Regions from separate parts of the Homo sapiens genome. Here region 2 is linked to region 1. Evidence: read pairs that join two places in POLR2A ChIA-PET (ENCODE). Cell type or tissue: GM12878. All regions are shown on one strand. Links, peaks and the distances in the headings refer to the core of each region. The heading gives the core; the rest is flanking DNA. Region 1 has its middle 15 kb from the start of LINC01954. Region 2 overlaps PDIA6 (protein disulfide isomerase family A member 6).

Evidence for each region. Peaks named below come from ENCODE experiments on the same cell type or tissue, not always from the same donor. Only the 100,000 strongest peaks of a DNase experiment are listed, where the experiment ranks them.
Region 2: POLR2A ChIA-PET joins it to region 1 with 5 read pairs; 2 of 35 experiments call an interaction of 5 or more read pairs at or near these places.

The regions. Positions count from the first base shown.
Region 1 is chr2:10,860,751-10,866,128 of GRCh38, reverse strand. No RefSeq gene overlaps it. Among named protein-coding and RNA genes, the nearest start is that of LINC01954, 15 kb to the left of the region's middle. RefSeq lists silencers at 997-1,166, 2,197-2,246 and enhancers at 3,739-4,240, 4,241-4,742. In GM12878, for the core only: a CTCF peak has its summit at 1,061; DNase peaks (open chromatin) are centred at 1,098 and 2,088; H3K4me3 peaks cover 831 bases; H3K27me3 peaks cover 187 bases.
Region 2 is chr2:10,796,574-10,801,951 of GRCh38, reverse strand. It overlaps PDIA6 (protein disulfide isomerase family A member 6), which reads left to right. Exons shown (of 13, transcript NM_005742.4): 3 at 4,195-4,252; 4 at 4,745-4,871. Among named protein-coding and RNA genes, the nearest start is that of PDIA6, 14 kb to the left of the region's middle. In GM12878, for the core only: no CTCF peak of the experiment used is centred there; no DNase peak of the experiment used is centred there.

The DNA.
Region 1 (5,378 bases), core at 146-5,145:
GTGGTCACTGTTCGATTAGATTCTACTTCCCCATCATGTGCTGGGCACCGGGCTGGGCACTGAGACTCAGAGGTGACTCAGCAGAAGTCCCCCAGGGACCCACTCGCTTTGTCATAGCTCCTCTACACCGTGTCGACCTGCCAGAAACTGGCAGTGAGGGATGAACTTGTCTCTGGGGCTAAGCCATGCTGGTTTTTTCACCATCACACACGATAGGACTCCAAGGTCTTCCAGCGTTCTGATCACACCCTCCGTGAGACACGCTGAGTTTGCCGGTGATCTCCAATGCAGGGTGCTTCATCATTTATAAGATGCTTCCACATTCCATGTCTCATATGTGCCTCGAAATCCCTCTGAGAAGAAGGTACTGTAACCAGCTCCATCTTGTAGAAGAGGTAAATTTACCCTCAGAGGGGCAAATAACTTGCCCAACGTCAAGTAACTAATAAGAGACCAAGCCAAGACCTGAACTCAGGTCTTCATAGCTCCAAATCTAGCTTTTCACCCTTCCCAGTTGCCTCTAGGTCCCGTGCCAGACACCTCATTTATGCACACATACATATGTCTAACTTGGCACATAGAGGCCAGACAAATTTGGAACTGGGTACAATTCAAATTCGTGGGTACAATTCAAATTCGCCTTGACTCTGACTGTGTGAGCAATGTGTGCCCTTTGAAGGAAACTATTTGCACCTGTTTCCGAGAGAGATCTGAAATGGGTGAAGTAATGCCTATGGATGAGACTTGTAAATTGCTGAGCCACGCAAACATGGGTTAATGCCAAGGTCGAGGCTGCTCTGTGTCTGCTAGCCAGCAGGAAATAGAACTGGGGCACAGATAATGCCACAAGACCTCCTAGGACTCTCTCCAGACTGCCCAGCTGACAGTCCCCCACCCCGGCCCCTTCCACATCTTCACCATATCCTAAAGCCACCATGCCTCCATCAACAAAAATATAGTTTAAAATACATTTGATGACTCTCAGTAAAGAACAGAACGGCGCATGGCGCCCTGGCATCTTAGCAGGTGTAGGTTCTGCCAAAGGAAGCCCTTGTGGCTTTCAGCAGCATTGCACACTTCTTCAAAAGTGAAAACTGAATCTCACCTTCTCGGTAGACACTAAACCAGAAAGCGAGTTTCAGATCTATATTTTGAAGTGTTTCGTGAAGCACTCCACTGGAAATAGAGATGCCTTTGCTTTTTACCAAATGCACAGAGTAGCCGGTTTCTAAGCTCTGGAGGTGATCCTGTTTTTTTCAGGGATGTGGTTCCAAGGGGTAACATTGAGCTTTATAAGGAATTCTCTTACAAATGTTGTTTTCCCAATAACTAATGGTCCCATTCAAACCTGAGTACATTGCCTTTTAAATTTCTAAGTGGTTTAATAATAGAACCGCTCCATTAACTCTGACACATGCTTGGGAATCAAGCAAAGAAATGAAGAGACGGCTGGAAAAACAAGCAACCGCAGCCGTGTGCGCTCCTGAGTCCTAAATGCTAGCGAGCTCAGCGGCTGAGATTTTATATCAAAAAGCCATGACCGGGAGCTCTTTGTCTGTGTGGGTCACAGAAGGATCGTCCTAACTTCTCTGCTCCTCCCAAGCCAGCCCCCTCCTTCCCTACAGAAAGGCCATCCTCCACTCCCTCCCGTCACCGCACCCACTATCTCCTGCTTTCTTCCCCTAAGAGTTCAGGCGTCCCTCCTGCTGTTTCAAACACTCCCTGGCCTGGCTACTATGAGGGACTGCAGTTTATTCACCAAGAACAGCTCTAGCTTCACTTCATTCCTCTCTCCTTCTGGAAAAGATTTAAGACCACAATTCACAGAATTAGCCCTGCTTTCCGATAGAATCCAATCCAAGGAGGAAAGCTCCGCATCCTTAAAACCTCTTCCAAATCCCCTAATGCAGCCCAAGTGAGCAGGTCCTTCCTGAACCCCTCTCCTGAGACACCCCAGGGCCTTGCGCAGTGTGCTCCCTTCCTGGTTGCAATGAGCCCAGGGTTGTTCAGATGCTGGTCTGTGGCTTGAGCTGAAGGGCACTGACCACATCCTCATTTGTTTACAGAAGGGGTTTCGTGTGTGTGTGCGCGTGTGTGTGTGTGTTTGTGTGGGTGTGTGTATGTGTTTTCTTTACTTCTTCTTTTTTTTTTTTGACACAGGGTCTCGCTCTGTATCCAGGCTGAAGTGCAGTGTCGTTAACACAGCTGACTCACTGCAACCACCACCTCTCAGGCTCAAGCGATCCTCCCACCTCAGCCTCCCAAGTAGCTGGAACTATAGACACGCACCACCACACCCACCCAGCCAATTTTTTGGTTTTTTGTAGAGATGGGGTAGTGTCATGTTGCCCAGGTTGGTCTCAAATTCCTGGACTCAAGTGATCCTCCCACCTCGGCCTCCCAAAGTGCTGGAATTACAGACATAAGCCATGGTGCCCAATCCAGAAGGGATTTCATACATGCTTTTTGTAATGGAGTCTCACACCTATTATGACGATAGTGAGATTATTTTCATGTCTATAATGAACCACATTATCATCCCTCTAAACGCCTCCTCTCCTGGTAGGCTTTCCTGAACTACGTCTCTGCCACTTTCCTGCACGTAATCCTCTTCTTGATGCTTCTCTGATCCCCAAAGGAGAGCACCTGCAGGTTTCTGCTCTTGGTTTTTCTCTGTACATCGTCTCCCTCAGTTACTTCATCCCTGCCTATCTTATCCTCTCCCTTCCATGTGAAGAACTTCCACACCAGGGCTCCAGCCCTGACCTCTTCCAGCCACCTGCTGGACACCTGCTCCCTAACCCCGGTGTCCTGCCAGCATGTCAGCGTCAGCAGTCACACCAAGCCTGTCACCTCCCCGCACAGAGCTGACTGCACCTGACCCCCTCGTCCCTGCTCACAGCCTGCCCTCCCAGACCCTGAAGGACCAGAAGCAGGGGTGCCACCCCGGAGTCTCCCTCCCTCTGGCCTGCACATCCAGTCAGCACCATGACCCGCATCGATTTCTACAGGCACAGCTCATGCCAAGAGAAGCCGGGAATGCAGAGGCCCAGGGCGGGAGATCATGGTGGCTCTTCGTTTTGCTTGCACTGAGAAACTAAAAACCCAGAGAGGAGTGATAACATGACCTGGGTCCATCCACTGGGGGAGACCAAGCCAGGACTGGCCCCGTGTGTTCAAGCTGCCTTCCTCTTCCCCGCCAGGCAGCGCCTCCTGCATCCCTCAGGACCCTCATGGACCTACCGCAGCCACCTCCCAGCCGGCCTCCCTGCTCCACTCTCCTTTAGCCACCTGCCTCCCGCGGCCAGCAGCACAGCTCACTCCCCAGTCTGAAGCCATCAGTGTCTTCCCAGTCACTGCAGGTCACACAGAGACCCCCATCTTCTCCCGGCCCGGGCCCTCAGGAGCCACAGTCACTCTATCCTCCCACAGCTTCCCACATAAACTTCCAAACGGGCTGCACAGGGACGCTGGGGCCCACCTGCTTCTTGCCTCCTCTGGTCTGAGGTCCTTTCTATTCCACTAGCCAGTCAGCGTCTGCCTGCCCTCTGTCCCCTCCCACACACAGGGGCCGCTCCTCTCCCATGGCACAGTGTGGGCTCCTGTCCACAGCACCGGGCCCTAGGCCGCCAGGGCTCTCTCTGGCTGTGTGGGCTCTGCTGGGCTTGGGGCTCTGCGGGTGGGAGACCCATCGAGTGAGCTTTCCCTCCGAGCCCAGTGCTTAGCATGCACCAGGCCCTTAGGAAAGGTGGAGGGAGAGAATGAGGCGGCCCTCCTTTTTAGAGCACATTAACAAAACCCCCCAAATGGTGGCAATGATCGTTGTCTATACCATGGAGGCTTTCCGTTGACAGAGTTCCAAAACAAGCCTGGTCTCTGAAGATGCTGAGAGGAGCGGTACTTGCTCTTTGACTATAAGAACCGAAGCTAAGGACCTTCTAAAGAGAGTCATCAGGGTCCCTCACAAATAGGGGTACGAATACCTCCCATAGGGACTACGAAGAATTCATGAAACGGCCCTGCTTTCAGGGACTTCCCCACCATGCCCCCGACCATGTAAAGACTGCACTGGGGAGGGGCAGTAAGGGACAAGTGTGCAGCACCAGGGAGCTCACAGCCCAACAGGACAGGGGGACACAGGAAGGCAGAGCTCACAGCCCAACAGGATAGGGGGACACAGGAAAACAGAGCTCACAGCCCAACAATACAGAGAGAGACAGGCAAGCAGAGGCCTGCCACAAGCACAAGCCCACAGGCAAAATCCAAGGGGCCCCATGCAGATGTGCTGGATGGAGGCGGCCTGGCTTTGATGGGGAGGTGACCTTTCAGAGCTGAGCCCCAGAGCTTTGCATCCTTGCACTTAACCATCATCAGCCACATACCATCGAATAGTTGATATCACACAAAAAGACACCAGTTGGGGGGGGGCATTTCCTCCTGATAATTACTTTTCTTACAGAGAAACATCTTTCCCAGAAGTAATGGCCTCTGCAGATTTACTCCAACCTCTATTGGCTGGAATTAGGTCACATATCGACATTTTGACAACCACTAGCAAAAGGCATAGAATTACCATTATGACTAATCAACCTGCACACCCTAGGGCAGGAGAAGGTCTCAAGCATCATCTAGACCCCCCACAACTGAAGAGAATTGGGGTTCTGTTGGGAAGGAATAGGGTGGAGGGCAGTGGCCGTGGCAGCTACCAAGGGACACCCTTTGCCCCACACCCTCCACTTGCCATAGAGGACTGTGGGGCCAGCACAGCCTCTCCCAGGCTGGAACAAAATGCCAGCGGTGAGAGGCAATGTCCCAGTGTAGGAGGGGTTCTGACTGATGCCTCAGAAAGTCTGGGTGCTCCTTCTAGTTCTGATACCTGCCAGTCATCTGACGTTGGCCGGTCACTTGCCCGGGTCTGTTTTCTCACCTGTAAAATGGAGATTGTAATCTTTCACCCACCTACGGTAAAGATCAGATGAGGAAACAAGTTGTGTGTGCTTTGTATAACCTTATTGGGTGTAAAGTGACTTCCTTTTCCTCCCCTCAAAACAGGGTAAAAAAAAATGATTGTGATATGGAATGCAGTTTGCTGGCTGGCACCAATGGAGGCTATTTTGGGATGAGTGGTAACTAAGAAACATGAGGCACTGGTAACCTTGGCAACCATAGGTAAGGCAGGATCCCGGTGCCCCGGCTTTCTGTATTCCACTCTTATCTCCAAATCTAAAGGCTCACTCTCTGGTGATTTGTCAGGCATGGCATCTCCTAGGGCCCAGGAACGCCTGGTGTTGGCCTGGCTAAACTCTTGGACGAAAAGGTCTGCACAGGCTCCGAGGGACAGGCAGCTCCTTGCCTCTGATGTCGCCATGGGGAAGTGC
Region 2 (5,378 bases), core at 164-5,163, 64 kb after region 1:
GCAGGCCACAAGTATCCTGAGAGGAGAACCAAACCCTAGCCAGCTGTGTGTCTGTGAAGAACTGTGTGGTTATCTGAAATCCCAAGGAGTCCTTTGACATGTGAACAAGGCTTTGTAAGCTTAAGTGAGGGATATTAGAACCTGATGGGTACATTTTAGGGTATGCCTGATGAAACTTTTTCCTTTCTCACTTTAACTTTTTTCTTTGAAACTAAGTTTTAGAAACTAACCACCAGTCCTCATGGACCATTTTACTTCATGCTCAGTGTAGCAAATGGAGGTAAAAACGCTCTATTTTCAAAGTGGATGTTGCCACATTGTGCGTCCTGTCCATCTAATGCCTTTACTGTTTTAAAGGCTCTGGTATATATGTGTTCAGTCCAAATGCTAATTCTGTGTGGATTAGCTCAATTATACTAGCAAATACATAAATAGTAATTGTACAAACTGTTGTATTGTTAAACGTCTCTGTATGTGGTTTTTACAAGCTTATCATATATGGCATAGGTAATTTACCTTGTTTCTGAGAGCGACCATACAAGAGAAAACTCTGCAAGACAGCATAATTGAGAAGGCAGGATCTAGATCCACTAGTTAATCATTATTACACTGGCAGAGTTTTACTTTGTGGTGTTTGGGTGACTGAATGTCTGATTAGAGCAAGCGCTTTTTTTGAGAGACAGGGTCTCACTTTCTCCCAGGCTAGAGTGCAGCAGCATGATCACGGCTCACTACAGCCTTGATTTCTCAGGCTCAGGTAATCCTCCCACCTCAGCCTCCCCAGCACTGGTACTACAGGCATGTACCACCACGCCCTGCTAATTTTTGTATTTTTTATAGAGACGGAATTTCACCATGTTGTCCAAGCTGGTCTCTAACTCCAGGGCTCAAGCAATTCGCCTGTCTCGGCCTCGCAAAGTGCTGGGATTACAGCTGTGAGCCACTGCACTGGGTCAGGCAGGTGCTTTTTAACTTCCTTTTGTGCTTGGATTCCTTTAGCATCTTGGTGAAGGCCTTGGATTCTTATAATAAAACTTTTACGGTCAGGCATGATGGCTCACGATTATAATTTCAGCAATTTGGGAGACCACGGTGGGTAAATTGCTTGAGCACCAGAGTTCGAGGCCAGCTTGGGCAATGTGGCAAGACCCTATCGCTACGAAAATAAAAAGAAAAGAAACAAATTACCCAGACGTGGTGCCGTGTACTTGTGGTCCCAGCTACTCAGGAGGCTGAGGTGGGAAGATCACCTGAGCCTGTGAGGTAGAAGCTGCAGTGAGCTGTGATTGTGCCACTGCACTCCAGCCTGGGCAACAGTGAGAGCCTGTCTCAAAAAAAGAAAAAAAAAAAGATCTCCTTTAAAAAAAAAAATCAAAATCAAACCTTCACGTTTAAATAAAGCTTATAGAATCGCAAAAAAAAACCTAAAGTATGGAAATATGATTATTGAAATATTAAAATTTTGATGTTAATGTAGTACTTTACAAGAACAGTAAGTACAGGTTGAACATCTCTTATCTGAAATGCTTGGGACCAGAAGTGTTTCTGATTTTGGATTTTGTCAGATTTTGGAAGATTTGCATAATACTTAGCTGTAGAGCATCCGTAATCTGAGAATACAAAATCTGAAATGCTCCAGTGACTGTTTCCTGTGAGTGTCATGTTGTCGCTCAGAAAGTTTTGGATTTTGGAACATTTCAGGTTGTGGGTTTTTAGAATAGAGATGCTAAACCGGTACCAAGATCCAGCAGCAGGCTTGACAGCTGCAATAATTCTGAATAGTGATGGGCATAAATGATGTTTGAAGATACCTGCAGCAACTATAGTGGCGATCATGAAAACAGCTGTGATTTTCATTCATGATAAAGTCACAATAATTGACTGTGGAGTGTTGTTTACATTCGTAAGGAAATTCTAAATTTCGATTACAGATTAGTGAAAATAAAGACTTTTTTTTCATCCAAATTCATAGACTCCCTCCCCTAAATTTTTCCTAAAAGGCCACCTTGGCTTCAGATTTATTCTTTTTTTTTTTTTTTCTTTTTTTTCCTAAAAGGGATTCCCAAAATTTTTATCCACCAGCCCTTTGGGAGTCTGGACCCCAGTTGCAGAACCCCTGGGTAGACTGTATGCCATATTTATATGTATGTGGCATTATGATGTATGTGCAGATCAAATAGAAGAGAGGATGAACTCTGACAGTCTCTGAATTTAGTCCTCCTTTCTTAAACTGAAATTAAAGAGGCACAAAACCCTGTAAAAATCTGACTTCTGAATTTTTTAGTATCTCACCTAAACAACAAAACATACTGTATGTAAATATGTAGAAGTAGCATTTCAGGACATTCCCCCGATAGACCCTAACTTCAGATACTGGGATTGAGTTTAGGCCCCAATACTCAGTTACATAATAATTACGACTTCTACCTGTATGATTGTAGTGTTTGGAATCAAAAACTTGTCAGGCAGCTCTGACACTGGATGGCTGTGATATTGGGTAAATTTCTTCTCAACATCAATTCCATCATCTGTAAAATGAAATAACAAGAGGACCTGCCCTCAGCTTCATGCTGATTAAATGAAGTCATCTATAAGTGTTTTCATCATGGTGCTGGCACCTAGCATTTGTGCATTTGGTTCTTAGAGACCTAATTAGAAGAGAATTTACTTTGTTTTTAAAAATGCATTAAATCACCAATGGATAAACTATGGTGTCTGCATACAGTGAATGTTACACAGCAATAAAAATAAACAGTATAGCTACCTACAACCTCAATGAGTGGTAAGGGCTAATAGGTTTACGCACATGTAATTTTTTAAAAGCGCTTTTCTGTGTTGTATTTCCCAATAATAGTACCTGCAAGGTTAAGGTTGTTTTTCCTTGTGTTCTCTTCTCTCCTCCTCTCCCCACTCTCTTCCGCTTTCCCTGCCTCCCCCCACCTCAGTCATTCACTCACATCGCCATCTTGTGGTGTCACGTCATGCTTTTCGGCTTGTTAGGCTCACTAACGTGGGTTTATGCATGTGTTTCTAAGTCCAGAAGCAATTTGCGGGACCCAGAAAGTATTGAGATATAGGCATAGTTGATCTGGGCCAGATACTTCATATATAAAATTAAAAAGTTGGACTAGAGACTATCAAACCCCAGTAGGTTTAAGAATCACTAGCAGAACTTAATAAAATGCACTTCTTCCACTAGGAAGTTTGGGTTTGTGGACCCCAAGAATCTGCATCGTGCCTAGGCTTTCAGCTCCACACAGTGAAGCACATTGGACCAGATAGATTCTAAAGGGCTTGTTGAGGGTGTAGAGTTGTAAATTATAGAGTTTAAATGTGATTTAATTGAGCAGTAATTCGGAAGCTTTTTTTTTTTTTTTTGGGTGGGGGACAGAGTCTTGCTGTGTTGCCCGGGCTGGAGTGCAGTGGCACGATCTCAGCTCACTGCAACCTCCGTTTCCCGAGTTCAAGCGATTCCCCTCCCTCAGCCTCCCCAATAGCTAAGATTACAGGTGTGTGCCACCATGCCCAGCTAATTTTTGTATTTTTAGTAGAGACAGGGTGTCACCATGTTGGCCAGGCTGGTCTTAACTCCTGAGTTCAAGTGATCTGCCTGCCTTGGCCTCCCAAAGTCAGGCGTGAGCCACTGCACCTGGCTGGAAGCTTTTTTATTAGGATGATATGAAAAGTGATTGTTGTAAGTAATAAAATGGTGAGTTCATCCAGGTTGCTGATCCTATTTTACTTATTTATTTTTATTTTTATTTTTTGAGACAGAATCTCACTCTGTTGCCCAGGCTGGAGTGTAGCGGCATGATCTCAGCTCTTGCAACCTCTGCCTCCTGGGTTCACGTGATTCTTGTGCCTCAGCCTCCCCAGTAGCTAGGATTACAAGCGTGCACCACCACGCCTGGCTAATTTTTGTATTTTTATTAGAGACGGGGTTTCACCATGTTAGCCAGGCTGGTCTCAAACTCCTGACCTCAAGTGATCCTCCCTCCTCGGCCTCCCAAAGTACTGGAGATTACAGGCGTGAGACACCGTGCCCGGCCTTGATCCTGTTTTATTTGTGCTTGTCCTCTTTGCAGGCATCTCATTCAATAGACCATTGATGGGGTTTTTTAATTGAATTTTTGAATTTTTTGAATTGAGAATCAAAGGCTTTAATGGTTGCTTTGTGTTGTCTTCCCCCAAAAGGTGTGGTCACTGTCAAAGATTAACACCAGAATGGAAGAAAGCAGCAACTGCATTAAAAGTAAGTTTCTTAGGAATGCAAAAGGCTTACAAAACTTTTTTTTACAGTAAGTTTCTAAGATGTCCATATTCACCTGTGTATGTTTAAGTAATAAGTATGCAGATGGTTTAATGTTCAATGGGAAGCTAGTTTGCATATCAGAGTTGAAAATACTGGTTCTGTTGTCAAAATCATACTGAGAACAAGGGGATAATACACATTTAAATGTTTACATTGCCTGTTTTTGTTTATTGTTTTTCCCAGATAAATGACAGTTACTCTCAGCCCTGCCAATTCTGTGAGCTGCAGAGTTCCCTCCATGGGCTTTGATTTCCCCCATCATTCCATTTAGATTCTCTTCTGGTGTTCAAGGCTAAAGCCCTTATTGACTGATTGCAAACTGCACCCTGTGCTTTATTACCTTTTTCTGAGTCTATGTGAAGCAGATAATGAGTTCTTGTGGAGTCTGCTTTAGCGGAAGGAAAAATTGTTATTTCTTTTACATTTCCACAGGATGTTGTCAAAGTTGGTGCAGTTGATGCAGATAAGCATCATTCCCTAGGAGGTCAGTATGGTGTTCAGGGATTTCCTACCATTAAGATTTTTGGATCCAACAAAAACAGACCAGAAGATTACCAAGGTAAGGACTTTTCCTAGCTACTTCATTCCCCTGGTAGACAAGAACCTACTGTTCTTTAACAAGCTTGAGAACCTGCTCTACCTGCAAGGTTCTCAACCTCATTGTACCTGAATTATCTATAAATGGTACACAGTGATTCCTATACCCTCCGAGTCATTCTGAAGATGAAATATGTGTCACACAGGTTTGTCTCATCACTTAACGCTTGCTTAGGTCTATGCTACATTGGCAATGATAGAAAATAGTGTTCTGTGCTACCCTGTTGTCTTTCTCATTACAGTCACTTGTATTTAATAAAGATCTACATGTATTTTCTTGCTCTAATCTCTCTTCCCTTTACTGTAGGAAAAGGGTCTAACATAACACTATGGAAAAGGAGACTGTAATTTGAGAGTCTTAGTCTCCTAAACTGTCAATAATAAATGGATACCACAAATTCTGTTTTGTAGATAAGTAAATTGTTAGTGTCTGCTGTGAGCCACTGAGGCAACTAAAGAAAGAATTCAG